3 separate regions of the Homo sapiens genome follow, and regions 2 and 3 are each linked to region 1. Evidence: read pairs that join two places in POLR2A ChIA-PET (ENCODE). Cell type or tissue: A673. All regions are shown on one strand. Links, peaks and the distances in the headings refer to the core of each region. The heading gives the core; the rest is flanking DNA.

The links. Peaks named below come from ENCODE experiments on the same cell type or tissue, not always from the same donor. Only the 100,000 strongest peaks of a DNase experiment are listed, where the experiment ranks them.
Region 2: POLR2A ChIA-PET joins it to region 1 with 6 read pairs; 5 of 35 experiments call an interaction of 5 or more read pairs at or near these places.
Region 3: POLR2A ChIA-PET joins it to region 1 with 7 read pairs; 1 of 35 experiments calls an interaction of 5 or more read pairs at or near these places.

What each region holds. Positions count from the first base shown.
Region 1 is chr22:41,890,320-41,895,757 of GRCh38, reverse strand. SREBF2 (sterol regulatory element binding transcription factor 2) reads right to left here. Exons shown (of 19, transcript NM_004599.4): 12 at 2,473-2,641; 13 at 821-938. Among named protein-coding and RNA genes, the nearest start is that of MIR33A, 7.9 kb to the left of the region's middle. In A673, for the core only: no CTCF peak of the experiment used is centred there; no DNase peak of the experiment used is centred there; H3K27ac peaks cover 952 bases.
Region 2 is chr22:41,731,686-41,737,123 of GRCh38, reverse strand. MEI1 (meiotic double-stranded break formation protein 1) reads right to left here. Exons shown (of 31, transcript NM_152513.4): 10 at 4,780-4,879; 11 at 4,521-4,655. Among named protein-coding and RNA genes, the nearest start is that of MEI1, 35 kb to the right of the region's middle. In A673, for the core only: no CTCF peak of the experiment used is centred there; no DNase peak of the experiment used is centred there.
Region 3 is chr22:42,956,663-42,962,100 of GRCh38, reverse strand. All of the region lies in intron 1 of PACSIN2 (protein kinase C and casein kinase substrate in neurons 2), which reads left to right. Among named protein-coding and RNA genes, the nearest start is that of PACSIN2, 56 kb to the left of the region's middle. RefSeq lists an enhancer at 2,104-2,398. In A673, for the core only: no CTCF peak of the experiment used is centred there; a DNase peak (open chromatin) is centred at 2,180; H3K27ac peaks cover 2,153 bases.

The DNA.
Region 1 (5,438 bases), core at 217-5,216:
GATACATAAAAATGGGTGCACCTGCCAGGCGTGGTGGCTCATGCCTGTAATCCCAGCACTTTGGGAGGCCGAGGCAGGCGGATTGCCCGAGATCAGGAGTTCAAGACCAGCCTGAATGACATGGTGAAACCTCATCTCTACTAAAAGTACAAAAATTAGCCAGGCATGGTGGTGGGCGCCTGTAATCCCAGCTACTTGGGAGGCTAAGGCAGAAGAATCACTTGAACCCGGGAGGCAGAGGTTGCAGTGAGCTGAGACTGGTCCATTGCACTCCAGCCTGGGCAACAAGAGCGAAACTCCATCTCAAAAAAAAAAAAAAAAAAAAAGGCCTGGGCATGGTGGCTCACGCCTGTAATCCCAGCACTTTGGGAGGCTGAGGCAGGCGGATCACGAGGTCGAGACCATCCTGGCTAACATGGTGAAACCTCGTCTCTACTAAAAATACAAAAAATTAGCCGGGCATGGTGGCAGGCGCCTGTAGTCCCAGCTACTCAGGAGGCTGACACAGAAGAATGGCGTGAACCCAGGAGGCAGAGCTTGCAGTGTGCCAAGATTGCGCCACTGCACTCCAACCTGAGTGACAGAGCGAGACTCCGTCTCCAAAAAAAAAAAAAAAACGCACTTGGTCTAGGAGGAAAGGCCAGGTCAGAGTTAACATAGGGCTCTCATTTTTGAGAAATTAAATACAAAGGAACCATTTGATTGCCCTGCCAACCCGATGCCAGGCTTGTTTCCCTCCAGGAGTGCAGGCCTTCAGGCTGTCCTGGAGTTGCCTGCGTGGACAGGTCCTAAGGCAGGGGGACTGGTCTGGGGACTTTACCAGCTCTCTTCTTCCTGGTCTCCAGCCTTCTTCTTGGCCTGAGGTTTCACCAAGGACTCTATAGCTCGCTCCAGCAGGTTCTTGCAGAAGGCCTGGTGGACCTGCGCAATGGGGTCAGCTGGAAAAGAGACAGGCAAGGGGGGTTAAATGGAGCTCATTTATGAGCCCACTTTGTCTTTACGGAGAGAAACTCCAAACACAGCCATGCCTTGTGAATGGGGATCAGATGCCCCTTCTCCACCAAAGCCCAGAACTACTGTGCTAAACAGTTGGAGGATGGGGGAGAGTGTTCACTCCCAGCCTGAAGAGCTCAAGACTAGTTCTGGATGAGCTCCGGTGGGGAGGGGGTGTGGGGGAGGGTGCTGTGTCTCCTGGCACAGTGCTCAGTACTCTAAGGTTGGGAGCTGTCAGGTGGAGTTGGATCAGAAAACAGAAAATGGAATGTCTCAGAGGATTTCTCTTCTCCATGTGGCTAAGGAGAACCACCAGGCAAGGAAAAAAAGGTGGTAGCTGCTGCCACGCTCATGACAACGAAGAACATGCTCCGGTTTTTCCAGAGCCTTGTCATGGAACGTGCCATCAGCAGTGACCTGTCTGAACTGGCTAGACACGGGGCCTTGCAATGCTTGGATAGCTGACTGTCACCAGCAAGTTTCTTTACTGGCAGGCCTCAAATCACCAGCCCCTTCTCTCTCCTCACATGTGGCAGATATGTGGGCCTCGATCTAATGACCAGGAGGAGGGACACTTATGAACACATTCCAAGTAACAAGGCCTGGAGCCAGAGACTGCCAGAGATGACAAAGCCACTGAGAAGTCCATGTTTAGCCAGCAGGGGTGGGGTAGAAAGATTTAGGATTGCTTTTGCTTTCATCCTTTATATTTTGGTGTTGCACACAATTCTCACGTTGAGCAATACAGTTATTATTTAAAAAAGAAAAGGACAGTGAACTCCCCCAATGTGTGACACACACCCCTATACCTGTAGAACCTTACTCTCCCCACAGACTCCAATTCTGAGAGGGGAGGAAAAGTACAGCAGAAAGCAGACAGCCACTGAGCACTCAAGGTCTAAGTCAATCCTGACCAGCCTCTACTGCTCCAAGGCCGGGCGAGTCAACTCCAATCACTATCAAATGCCAGGGACAGAAAGCCAGCACCTCCTTCCAATGCCTGAAGCCTCGTCCCTGTCACCACTCTGAGCAGTTGATGACTGCCTGCCACCTATTGTTCCCAAACTCTCCATTTATGTCTGTCTGCTCTCCCAATGGGAGAGACCTGGAGGCCAGGGAAAGCAAGCCTCACACATCCTTTGTGTCTCCAAAGTGCCCAAAACAAGGGCTAAGAGTACCCTTGGAGCTTAATCACAATTTATTGCTGTGTGATGTAAGGACCATGGGCTCTGAATGTTAGAGAGAGCAGAGCTGCACACCCAGCTTAGCCACTGACAATTTCTGATCAGGCTTGTGACCTTAAGCAAGTTACTCAACCTCCCTGAGCTTTGGTTCAAACAAACAAACAAACAAACAAACAAACGGACTCAACAAGATTAAGAGACAACCCGTGTCTCCGCGTGTCTGGTGCAGTGACTCTGTAGTACCGGCGGTTTGCATGGCTTTCTCCAATTCTGAATGGCTCCAAGGTATTCTCACCTGGGTTCCTCTGGGCACAGTATAGACTCTCCTTGGCAGCTGACTTCACAGACCAGCTCCGCTCCATGAAAAACTTCTGGCCCAGGGGGTGGCAGAGCCAGCGCAGGGAGTCAGGAACAGCACTGTGCTCGGGGCCACACAGGCTCTGGGCTCGGCTGAGGAAGTAGCTCTGTGGAAGGACAAGGACCAGGGGTAACACCAAGGTGGCAGAATGCTGGCTGCAGCCACTGTGGGGTGCAGAAAGCACCATGGTGGAGGTGGGCTTTGGGGGAGACTGGGAAAGATCAGCACAGGGATAGGACTCCCACAGGTACCTGAAAGTAAAGCCCACCATGGAAACTAGGGCAAGCCCACCAGTAGAGTGTGCTGGACTTGCTGACTAGGTCCACATCCCAGCAGGAGGGCAGGGAGCAGCCACAAGGCACGCGTGGGGCCCCTGCTGCATCCTGTCCTGCTGGGGCTGCCTGATCCTACTGGCATTCAACCTGCAGGGTAAACTAGGAAGGCGGTTTCCCAAGGAGGGGTCTCAGGGGCCCCCTGGCTGCTGTACTTTCCCCTCGGCCCCGAGAGTGCCAAGCCAGGCAGCCCCTTCTATCCTGGGACTTTTTATCATGTCATTTTTTTTTTTTTTTTTTTTTGAGACGGAGTTTCGCTCTGTCGCCCAGGCTGGAGTGCAGTGGCGCGATCTCGACTCACTGCAAGCTCTGCCTCCCGGGTTCACGCCATTCTCCTGCCTCAGCCTCCCGTGTAGCTGGGACTACAGGCGCGCGCCACCATGCCCGGCTAATTTTTGTATTTTTAGTAGAGACGGGGTTTCACCGTGTTAGCCAGGATGGTCTCGATCTCTTGACCTCGTGATCCGCCCGTCTCGGCCTCCCAAAGTGCTGGGATTACAGGCGTGAGCCACCGTGCCTGGCCCATCATGTCATTTTAATTACATATCTTTTAGACTATTTTAGGCAAAATTATTCTGCTTTGACTAATTTTTCTTTTACTTTTACTTTGCGTGTAAAGTTTAGAACAGTGCTCGGCACATGGCCAGCCGTCAGGGTCACATCAGATGGCACTGGAGTGAAGGGGCAGCTGGGAGGACAGCCCAGGCCCTGTACAGGCAAGTATCTGTGTGCAGGTGGTTGAGAGACTCCCCCCACAAAGCTGGCCCTGCAAGGGCGGCCCCCTACAGAAACCCCATGGCACCCCTGCATGAGCCCCTGATGTGAACACCAGCCTGCGAGAAAGAACAGAGGGGGAACCTGGAAAGCCTCTTTGTGGGACAATTCAAAGAGCCAGGGCCCCGGTCACTGGGCCCCTCCTCCACTTGCCGGGATAACATCATTCCAGGACCCCACTGACAAGAACTGCAGGGACAATACCATCTACCACGTTTTCAGTTCTGTCACTTTTTGAGTGAGGGTATTTTCACACTAACACCCATGACTTCCAACCCATAACCACTCCCCGAAACAGGCCAGGGTGAGTGAGGAACTGAGGACAGAAGACAGGAGGGAGGGAGAAGCATAAGATAGAAAGCCCAGGGAGCCCAGGGGCGGGGCTGCCAGGCCGAGGCCCGCAGACATCGCTTCCACACCCCAGCCCTCGCCCCCACAGGAGCAGCGCTGTTTCATGGTCTGGTTCAGTCTGATGGTTCTGACCTTTACTGGGCTCTAAGTAGCCATCAGCGAATGTAACGGCTTCAGAAGACTTGAATGCCAGGGTCAGAAATAGCACTGTCAGAGTGCCACTCGAGGACACAGACAGAGAAGACTATCTCTCTCCAGGGGGAACCTGGAGACACTGCCTGAGTCTGAGAGAAAACAACCTGTTCTATAGACACATACTCATAATCTCAAAGCAGCTTATGAGATGAGGTGGGGTGTTTCACTTACATTTCTAATCACTGGGACCAGGGGCACCAATAGTCCGTCCTTCCTCTTTGGTAACCAGTGTTGATACTGGATACTGGAGAACAAATGTAGAGGACCCTCGCGACCCTCTGCCAACCTTCCACAAAGCACTCACTGAATCTGAGCTGATAACTGCAATGGTGGGAGAATAGCAGTTGAGGAGCTGAGCAGGGAGGGAGATTGGGGGGTGGTGGCGTGATTCCTGGGCTTCGGAGGTCCCAGAACATTTGAACGGTTGACTCCAACTCTCTTTCCAAGAACAGCCAATTCCACATGTCCAATCAGCAAGGGAGCCTGGTGGCTGCTCCAGGAGAAACTGAGGACCAACTGGTCCCTCACGAGGGCCCAAATGTTACAAGTAGAAGCAAAGCCTAGTCCAGGTCATACGGCAAGAGGAACCAGAAAGGCAAATGTGGAAATCACTAAGTAAAAATGTATTTTAAGCTTAATTCTTTTCTTTTCTTTTTTTTTTTAAAGACAGAGTCTTGCTCTGTCACCCAGGCTGGAGTGCAGTGGTGTGATCTTGGCTCACTGCAACCTCCGCCTCCTGGGTTCTAGCAATTCTCCTGCCTCAGCCTCCCAAGTAGCTGGGATTATAGGCACCCGCCACCGCACCCAGCTAATTTTTATATTTTTAGTAGAGACAGGGTTTCACCATCTTGGCCACGCTGGTGGCTTGGCTTGTAATCCCAAGCCAAAAAAAAAAAAATTTTTTTTTAAGTTTTCCTAAATTTTATAGACACCAGAATCTTCCCCAACTGGGGCCTAGGAGCCTCCCCCTGTAACTCATCTGCTAATTGCCTGATGTGAAAGAGGCTGTGGCAAGAACCCCACAACTGTTTAGATCCTGAGAGCCACTCAGTATCCCTGGGCCAGTCCCAACCCCAGGTTGTGTCCCCTAACATCGGTCTAACCCCATGGCTCTCAAATCGTGTGCCAAGGCAGTCTGAGGTGCCACAGCAAGTGATCAAGGGAGCCACTGGCTATTTTAAACTTTCGAGGAAAACAGTGATGCTCAACATCAGCTGGGCACTGTAAGTGACTAGATGGGGAGAGCATGCA
Region 2 (5,438 bases), core at 131-5,130, 160 kb after region 1:
AAGGGAATATTATTTTGGGCAGAGTTGGAATAATTAGTGGCAGGAATAAGTTTGATGTGTTCAAGAAACAGAAAGCAGATCAGAGGAATGAACAAGAAGTGACTGAGTACTGTTTGTGGAGCCAGGGACCCAAATCTAATTCTTTAGATCCCAAATTGGGTGTTTTTCTCTATATGCTAGTAGCATGGACAAATTGAGATTGAAGGTTCTGGAATAAAGCACCAGGCAGTTGGAAATGTGGTCTGGAGTTCAGGAAAACACTATAGTGGGCTGAATGGTGGTACCCAAAGATGTCAGGTCCTAATCCCAGGAACCTATGTTATTTTCTACAGTAAAGTTTTCACAGAGAATCCTGAGATAAAGCCATTATCCTGGATTATTCAGGTGGTCCCCTACATCCCATCATAAGTAGCCTTATGAGAGAGAGGCAGCCAGGCATAATGACTCATGCCTGTAATCCCAGTACTTTGAGAGGTCAAAGTGGGAGGATCACTTGAAGCCTGAAGCTCAAGACCAGCCTGGGGAATATAGCAAGATCCCTATCTCTACAAAAAATAAAAAAAAATTTTTTGGCCAGGCGCGGTAGCTCACGCCTGTAATCCCAGCCCTTTGAGAGGCAGAGGCACGCAGATCACAAGGTCAGGAGATCGAGACCATCCTGGCTAACACGGTGAAACCCTGTCTCTACTAAAAATACAAAAACAAAATTAGCCAGGGATGGTGGCAGGCACCTGTAGTCCCAGCCACTCGGGAGGCTGAGGCGGGAGAATGGCGTGAACCCGGGAGGCACAACTTGCAGTGAGCTGAGATCACGCCACTGCACTCCAGCGTGGGAGACAAAGCAAGACTCCGTTTCAAAAAAAAAAAAAGAAAAAGAAAAAAGAAAAAAATTTAAGAAAAGAAAGAGAAAAGGCAGAGGGAGATTATACACATAGAGAAGAGAAGACAATGTAGTCACAGAGGCAGTGATTACAGTGATATGACCTTAAGTCATGGAATGCCCGGAGCCACCAGAAGCTGGAAGAGGCAGGGAAGTGTTCCGTATTAGAAGCTCCAAAGGGAGTGTGGCCCTGCTGACACCTTGATTTCATTTCAGTGATACTGATTTTGGACTTCTGGCCCCCTAGAACCATGAGAAGGTAAATACCTGTTGTTTTCAAGTTTGTGGTAATCTGGTCCTGTAGCAATAGGAAACTAACACAGGCATTTTAGGCAAGAACTATAGATTTGAGCATTATCAACATATAGCTAGTAGCTGAAGCTCTGTGAGTGGCTGAGAGCATTCAAAGAGGAACTACAGTAAGAGAACCAGGGCTAGAGGCTGGAGTTCATAGGTGTTAAAGAGCTGCCAGCTTCTGATTAAAGGTGATGGAGTCAACAGATACAGTTACCTCTGCTACTCCTTACCAAAATGAAAGAGAATTTTCTTTCAAGATATAAATTCAAAACAACAGAGAAAATACAAAAGACATGATAACATAACACTTTGGAAGTATAATTTGGCCCTCTGTATTGTGGATTCTACATCTATGGATTCAATCAACTGTGGACCAAAAATATTTTTTAAAATCTATAAAAAAAATAACAATATGGCTGGGCACGGTGGCTCACGCCTGTAATCCCAGCACTTTGGAAGGCCAAGGTGGGGGATCACCTGAGGTCGGCAGTTCGAGACCAGCCCGCCCAACATGGAGAAACCCCGTCTCTACTAAAAATACAAAATTAGCCGGGTGTAGTGGTGCATGCCTGTAATCCCAGCTACTCGGGAGGCTGTGGCAGGAGGAGAATCACTTGAACCCGGGAGGCAGAGGTTGTGGTGAGCCGAGATCATGCCTTTGCACTCCAGCCTGGGCAACAAGAGCAAAACTCCATCTCAAAAAAAAAAAAAAAAAAAAACACTTTGGGAGGCCGAAGCGGGCGGATCACGAGGTCAGGAGATCGAGACCATCCTGGCTAACACAGTGAAACCCCGTCTCTACTAAAAATACAAAAAAATTAGCCAGGTGTGGTGGCGCGCGCCTGTAGTCCCAGCTACTAGAAAGGCTGAGGCAGGAGAATGGCGTGAACCTGGGAGGCGGAGGTTGCAGTGAGCCAAGATCACGCCACTGCACCCCAGCCTGGGTGAAAGAGGGAGACTCCATCTCAAAAAAAAGAAAAAAATACAATAAAAAAATATATAAAATGTAGGCCAGGTGCAAGTGGCTCATACCTGTAATCCTAACACTTTGGGAAGCCGACACAGGTGGATCACCTGAGGTCAGGAGTTCGAGACCACCCTGGCCAACGTGGCGAAACCCCATCTCTACTAAAAATACAAAATTAGCTGGGCATGGTGGCACGCACCTGTAGTCCCAGCTACTCGGGAGGCTGAGGCAGGAGAATTGCTTGAGCCTGGGAGGCAGCAGTTGCAATGAGCCAAGATCACACCATTGCACTCCAGCCTGGGCGACAGAGCGAAACTTCATCTCAAAAAAAATTTTAAATACAGCATGACAACTATTTACATTCCATTGTTTGTTTGTTTGTTTTTGAGATGGAGTCTCACTCTGTGGCCTCAGTCTGGAGTACAGTGGCAAGATCTCAGATCACTGCAACCTCCGCCTCCCAGGCTCAGATAATTCTCCTTCCTCAGCCTCCTGAGTAACTGGGATTACAGGCAAGCGCCATCATGCCCAACTAATTTTTGTATTTTTAGTAGAGACAGGGTTTCACCATCTTGGCCAGGCTGGTCTTGAACTCCTGACTTCAGGTAATTGGCCCGCCTCAGCCTCCCAAAGTGCTGGGATTATAGGCGTGAGCCACCGCGCCCCGTCTACATTGCATTGACATTGCATAGTCGTCCCTCAGTATCTGTGGGGAATTGGTTCCAGGACCCCTGAAGATACCAAAACCAGGATGCTCAAGCTCCTTACATAAAATGGTATAGTATTTGCATATAACCTATGCACATCCTCCAGCATACTTTATTTATTTTATTTTATTTTATTTTATTTTTTGAGACAGAATTTCACTCTGTTACCCAGGCTGGAGTATAATGGTGTGATCTCCACTCACTGCAACCTCCGCCTCCCAGGTTCAAGCAATTGTCCTATCTCAGCCTCCTGAGTAGCTGGGATTACAGGTGTGTGACACCACATCCGGCTAATTTTTTATATTTTTAGTAAAGACAGGGTTTCTACATGTTGGCCAGGCTGGTCTCAAACTCCCGACTTCAGGTGGTCCGCCGACCTTGGCCTCCCAAAGTGCTGGGATTATAGGCATGAGCCACCGCACGTGGTCCTCCAGTATACTTTAAATCATCTCTAGATTACATATAATACCTAATACAATGCAAATGCTATATAAATAGTTATTATACTGTTTGGGTGTTTTGTTTTGTTTTGTTTTTGAGACAGAGCCTTGCTCTGTCACCCAGGCTGGAGTGCAGTGGCGCAATCTTGGCTTACTACAACCTCTGCAGCAATTCTCGTGCCTCAGCCTCCTGAGTAGCTGGGACTACAGGCATGCGCCATCATGCCCAGTTAAGTTTTTGTAGAGATGGGATTTTACTACATTGGCCAGGCTGGTCTCGAACTCCTGACTCAAGTGATCCACCTGCCTTGGTCTCCCAAAGTGCTGGGTTTACAGGGATAAGCCACTGTGCCTGGCCTGGTTTCTTTTTTTCTTTTTTCTTTTGAGACAAGGTCTCACTCTGTCACCCAGGCTGGAGTGCAGTGGTGTGATCTCAGCTCACCGCAACCTCTGCTTCCCAGGTTCAAGCAATCCTCCCACCTCAGCCTTCAAGCAGCCGGAACTATAGGTGTGCACCAACATGCCTGGCTAATTTTTGGATTTTTAGTAGAGACAGGTTCTGTTGTGTTGCCCAGGCTGGTCTTGAACTCCTGGGCTCAGGTGATCCAACCCACCTTGGCCTCCCAAAGTGCTGGGATTACAGGTGTGAGCCACCATGTCCAACGTATACTGTATTGTTTAGGGAATAATAACAAGAAAAAAAGTCTGTACGTGTTCAATACAGACACAACCATCCATTCTTTAAAATTTTCAGCTGGATGCGGTGGCTCACGCCTGTAATCCCAGCACTTTGGGAGGTTGAGACAGGTGAATCACCTGAGGTCAGGCGTTCGAGACCAGCCTGGCCAACATGGTGAAACCTCGCCTCTAATAATAATACAAAAATTAGCTGGGCATGGTGGTACACACCTGTAATCCCAGCTACTTGGGAGGCTGAGGCAGGAGAATCACTTGAACCCAGGAGGCAGAGATTGTAGTGAGCTGAGATCACACCATTGCACTCCAGCCTAGGCAACAAGAACAAAACTCCATCTCCAAAAAAAAAAAAAAAAAAAATTTTTCAATCCATGGTTGGTTGAATCCATGGATGTGGAATCCACAATTATGAAGGGCCAACTATATTAGGTATTATAAGTAATCTAGGGATACTTAAATATCCGCTACCCTGGCCTCAACAGGCCCTTAGGTATATGCAGGGATGGAAAGTTCAGCCTGCCTGGGTCTCTCACCTCAGAAAAGCAGAAGTGGCCTTCAAGGCCTCAGCAGCCACCTCCAGCACAGGGCTGCTAACTGCTTCTTGGAGGGCACGGCCAGCATCTCTGCACATGGCTGAGCTTGTGAACAGCTTGATCTCCTCTGGCTGCCTGAGAAATGGAAGATGAGAAACGAGTAGGTGAACTCTTCTCACTGACCCCACCAGGAGTGAAAGCCCACTTTTCCTTCTGCAGTCTGGCCCCTACAAGCCTCATGTTCCACCACTTTGCTCACCGGGTCAGGATTTCAGCGAAAAGCAGCAGGCCCTGCTTGTGCAGCTCTATGTTGTTCATCTTCAGGCTTCCCTGCAGGCTCCTCACCACTGCCTCGATCCCTACCACAGGATGACATGACAGAGGCCAGGGATCAGTGCTCTCTTGTTCCTTCACTGCCCACCCAGAAGAGGTGACAGGCTCTGGACAGCATGTATGAGTTGGAGGCCACTCGTGGAGGGACCCTGACAAGATTGAGCTAATGGGACCAGACTGTGAGATCTTTGAGGCCGGGCCCTCATCTGATTCATCTCCCCAACACCCAGTACAAGCCATAGCACAGTCCCTGGCACTTGAGGTTTTCAGTGAACACCTACTGACCAAGCCATATTTTCTCCACTTGGCATACTCCTGTTCCTCCTTGGAGAATCAGGTCAAAACCCCACTCCTCCAAAAAGCCTTCCCTGATCCATTCAGAGCTGTGAACCTCCCCTGAGCCCCCACAGCTCCTGTGCTTCCCTCTAGCAGAGCTCTAATCAGCTCATAATGAAATTTCCCTTTGCATCTCTCTCCCTTTTCTGAGGGCAAGAACCAATGTTATTTGTTATCTCTAAATCTCCAGGTCCCAGCCTGGTGCCTGGCATAAACTAGGAATATAAAATGAATGACTGAATGTGCCTA
Region 3 (5,438 bases), core at 131-5,130, 1.1 Mb before region 1:
CCAGGCTGGTCTCAAACTTGCTTCCCCAGAACTCAGGCGCTGCTTCTGTCTTAGTGGAGTGAGTGCTTGCCAGCTGTGGCGGGCGTGGCACTCTGGTGTTCATCTTCTGTGATGGTGCCGTGGATTTAACTAAGCCAACCACAGGATATAGTGAAATATGTGTTGACTTCTCTGCTTTTTTGGTGACGGGCTGTGTGGGGAGGGGTGGTAAATAATTTCTCAAGTAGTGTAAATTATTATCATATGTCAAGTAATAGAGTCTCATGTTATGTGGTCTTTGCTTTTATTGGTATTTTTCCATTAAGGAATTTCTTTTTCTCTTTTTTTTGAGACAGGATCTCGCTCTGTCACCCAGGCTAGAGTGCAGTGACGTGATCTCAGCTCACTGCAACCTCTGCTCCCTGGGGTCAAGCGATTCTCGTGCCTCAGCCTCCTGAGTAGCTGGGATTACAGGCATGTGCCACTACACCTGGCCAATTTTTGTATTTTTTAGTAGAGATGAGGTTTCACCATATTGGCTAGGCTGGTCTCAAACTCCTGGCTTCAAGCAATCCATTTGCCTCAGCCTACCAAAGTGCTGGGACTACAAGTGTGAGCCACCGGCCCAGCCTAAGGAATTTCTAAACACAAGATTTTTTTTTTTTTTTTTTTTTAATTGATCATTCTTGGGTGTTTCTCACAGAGGGGGATTTGGCAGGGTCATAGGACAATAGTGGAGGGAAGGTCAACAGATAAACAAGTGAACAAAGGTCTCTGGTTTTCCTAGGCAGAGGACCCTGCGGCCTTCCGCAGTGTTTGTCTAAACACAAGATTTTCAAAAGAGATTTTTAACCTACTTCGTTTTGTGTTATAAGGTAAGACTAGATGGCTGTTTTTAACTGAACATTTTTGAATGAATATGAGTAGCAAGAACACTGGTAAATAGTGTATATCCACTTAGCACAGTTTCCCCTTGCAGTATGTTCTTTTGCCAATTACGTATTTTCCCATCCCTACATACACCCGCTTGGGCCATGTTGAAAGGAGGAACCGCCCTGAACTGGCCCTGCCCTGGCCATTACCACTTAGATCCTGGCTTGCCAAGGGGAATGGGGGAGTGTGCATGTGTATCTTCTAGGAGGGCACCTAGCAGAAATTGATCCCTTGAAATATTTGTTTCCTGTCTGTTTTTGCAGGTTGGTTTCCATATCTACTCTTTCCTGTAGTGTCTGTATTTTTTGTTACTGTATGAGATTTTAAAAAGTGTTATTGAATAATATGCATACCTAAAGTGCACAGATCTCAAGTGTACATATCAGTGAATTTTCACAAGCCCAGCACACCCATAGCCAGTTTAAGAGCCACAGCACAGCTCCAAAACCCTCCTGGCACCCCTTCCTGCCTGCCTCCTCTTTCTCTTCCCTGTCCCGGCTTCGAAGGGTGTAGATTAGTTACGCCTTTTCTTGTGCTGGATCCAAAGGGAATCGTACAGCATGTATTCTTGTAGGCACAAGCATTTTAAAATCTTTCTCTCCTCACCTAAAGCTTTATTGTTTTTTTCTTCACTTTAAATTCTTTGTAAAAATTGAAGAAGCGAGGTGTTTTTATTTCCATGTAATCACAGTTGCGTATTTGAGTGTCCTAGTTCTTAGGAGACAGTCGTGCTGCTGAGAGACCATGGGGTCACCTGCCTGTCTCCAGGGGACTCTGTGTCCCCAGTCCTGTCTCCTGCATGAGGCTTCCTGTTCATCTGCTGACAGGCATTGCCTTGTTGTGTGTAGTCACAGAAGGAAGTTGACTTCCACATGTAGGGACAGTGTAAGATTATCCTGTGCAAGCAAGTCCCTGTCCCACTGACTGCTGTGACGCCCCTCAGATGCAGAGAGAGCATGCTGTCTTTTTTCTCTTGTAAGCAGGAGGATCCCAAATACAAGAAGATATTAGAAGACTCATGTATGGTGTAAGTTAGTTTGTATATAATTTGATTTTTTGTGTGTTGGGGAGGGGGTAGTATGAATTTTGTTCTCAGACCTCTTCTCCCTGATTTTCCGTGGAAATACTGAAATTTCTCTTTGGCCACTTTCTGAAAAGAGAGCTCTTCTGTGATGGCCACAGCAGGCAGGAGCGTGCAGTCTGGGAACCTGGGACTGTACAGCGAATGCAGCAGTGTATGGGAATGACCTTATCTCGGCAGCCAACAGGAAATGATGAAATGTGCTGGGAGAATTCAGCTGAGAGACAGAGGTCAGACATGCCAGCAGGGTTGGAAAGAGGCAGGTACGGAAGCTGAGCTGCAGAGTTAGCCGGCATCTGACAGAAAAATGTGAGTGTGCTGTGGAAGGCTTGCATTTCCTTTAAGGTAGACCTCTTTGAAAGTAGAATTTTCACGGAATTGTTTTCTTTCTCACTGAGTGACTGATTTAACAGAACTCTCACCTTCTATGCAAGCGCACCTAGTTTTAGAGCTCCGTGACGGCAATGTTCAATTAGTTCATTATTAACTGAGCAATGCAGAATGCTTTATCCAGGGTGCTTGGAGAAGATGTCAGAGTAAGTGTTTGATTTTCTTGGAGAATAGATTTCGGCTTAAACAAATGAAGGATTGTGTTTTGTAATTTTTGACTCTGGTTTTAGAACATACGTGCGTGTTTCCTTTCAAAATAGATGCAATAACTTTGCACCTTTGCTTTGGCATGTTTTAGAGTAGCTGACATACTTTAGCTGTATTTTTTTCTTACCGAGTAGCTAAATGAGTTACTTGAGTTAGCTGTTAATAGAGGGCTTTTCCCCCTACTTTAAGGCGTTAATGTTTATTACATGCTGCCATTTTCTTTCTTTACAGCCAAATCTAATCTACAAACACATAAGTGGGACTTGAGAGAGAAAGCAAATTATCTTTTCCAGGAGACTGTAATTGCTGTTTCATGACTGTTTACTGCAGAGTCTCTGATCACCTGCCACCGCTCCAGGACCCCTCCCGACCACCTTCCCATCCTCCCCCTCAGTTCTTCTCATTTCTCATCCCAGCTGGACCCTGTGCCCTCGTCCCCCTCTGAGGGCTGTCACTAGACACTGTTTATATTTTTGTCGGGTAACAAAATGTAAAAGTCTTATTGTTTTAATAACTGAGCAGCCTTATGTACGTATTCAATTGTTTCTTAGAAGTCATATTCTGGAATTTTTGAAAAACAGTGGCTCCCCTTTATTGCTGTGGTGCTGTAATTCTAATTAGATTTTTAAAATCCTGATACTTAAGTGACCCATCACTCAGTGAATTATACTTACTGGATTACTGATTGCCATTAAAAAGGCAGCATCCTCTCTCCGTCCTCCAGAAAATACTGTGCTGGTGCAGCCTGTGCCTCACAGAAAAACATGCTTTCTTGTTAGGATGTTACCTACTGTGAAGTGTGTGTTTCAAATACTTTTAAGATTGCATAGGAAAGGTTTCTAGAAACCCCCAAGGTATATAGTATGTCTGTCCGACCTTAATCGGGCCCATCAGTTTTGTCTTTGCTCTTGTAGCTCTGAATATCTCTTTCTTCAGATCCCTTCCTTCTTGTCAGTAAAACATCCTACTGAATTCTGCATGAATTTTAAATGCTGTATTTATGAAAACAGCAAAGAGGTTTCATAACTTCAAACCAAAGCATTTTTACAGGTATGAGATTTATGCCAATAAGTAAAAATACGCCTTCCTTTTTTCTTTTTAAACAGTGTTAGTCCTTTGAGACCCGTTTGCCCACCCACACAATTCTGTTATTCATTTGGTGGCATAATGCAGAAGGTGGGAACGCAATATTTAGAGCTGTAATGGCTCTTGGACTTAATATTCCAGGATCCTCACTTTACCAAAGGAATTGGGATCCAGAGGTGACGACTTGTCCAAGGTCACTCGTCTCGTTGGTAGCCGAGTGAGTCTGAAACCCTGGTCATGAGACTCATTACTCTTTCCATTACAGTAATCTGCTTTCTTCGCATTATTATCTTAAGATGAATATCACTTAGCTAAGAGTGTTTTTTTTTTCTACTGATGAGTCCGTTCATATTTGTTTCACTTTCAAACACTCAGCTTTTATTCAATAACTTTTTTGCTGTAAGTACCATTTGCATAGATGTATAGTGAATTACCTCAAGTACAAAGAGCATTGACATTTCTTAAAAATCAACAATTCTCTATATTATAAAGTTTTGCTTGCCTCTCCCCTAGCTCAGGGGAGAGACAGTCAATTGTTACTGATAGAAGCGGGCCTCACGATGGGATTGCTTGCCAGATGAGAATGCCAAACTTAATACAATCACAACTAATACAAGAAACAGACAAGCACTCAATTCTTCTTTGAAACAGGATTCTTCAGGGTGTGAAAGGGAAACCCCAAACCTTTAGCATTTCTGCCTTTCAGCCCCTATAAGGGAATACTGACTCTGTCTTGAGCTGAACTGAAGAGGTATTGGAATATGAAAGACTTTAAAATAATACAACATAATATAAATAAAGGAGAAAACGATTTAATTTATAAAAATGGAATTTACTCACAATTTTCCAGAATCATTAAAAATGGTCTCTGCTAAAAATTCAGTTTGAATCCTCTGAAATTCAGGTGTGGGAGTTAGTTATAAACAGGTATGCTGAGAACAGTGGGTGACTGTTCCTAGACCTCGGTGTGGCCATCACTGTCTGTCCAAAGTCACCTTAAAATACCTTGGGGAGGTTCACAGGATAGCGCTTATTTGTATTTTCTAAAGTATTTAGAATATATGCCTTGAAGAATTTCTGAAACAAAAGCACTTCAGGAAAACTGGCACTTTCATAAATATGTTAATTGTATTTGAAGTTGAATTTAATAACTTTACAACTATTTTAATTTATGAAACTGAAGAATGAAGTGGAATACATAAGCAATATTTTTATGCAGTGTGTCAGAACTGTCTTCCCTCCTGGTGTTCTAGTGGGCACTTTCTGTCAGTCTCCTTAAAGAGGTGCTGCTTTCATTTGGTGAGCCAGGCGACATTATCCTAGAGAAGAAGTGGGGCTGCAGGCTCAGGAGCCGCAGTGGCTTAGTTCGCTTCTCCCATAATTTAGTTACCTTTGTTCCCCAATTAGCATTTTATACTTACTATTATATTTTCACTATATATTAAGTATAGAATATTCCAATCGGCTTCCTTTTCTTAGTGTATAATTGACCTTCTTATCTTCTGCAGTCTATAAGTAACATTTGATATGCTTCCCTCCCTGGCCTCTAGCTTCTGCCCACATTAGTATAAATGTTGCTGTGCTTGTGAGATTTAAAGATGAGAAAGAGATACCAGACTGTTGCAGTGCTGGCATTGCTCCAAACTGAGAAGGGGTTAAACGGCAGCCCCCTGGGGCTGCTGTTGGCTTAGAAATCTCAGAGTTTGTGTTGTTGGTGTTTGGGCCTTTTTCATGTCCACCTCTGTCCAGGGCAGCTCTCCAG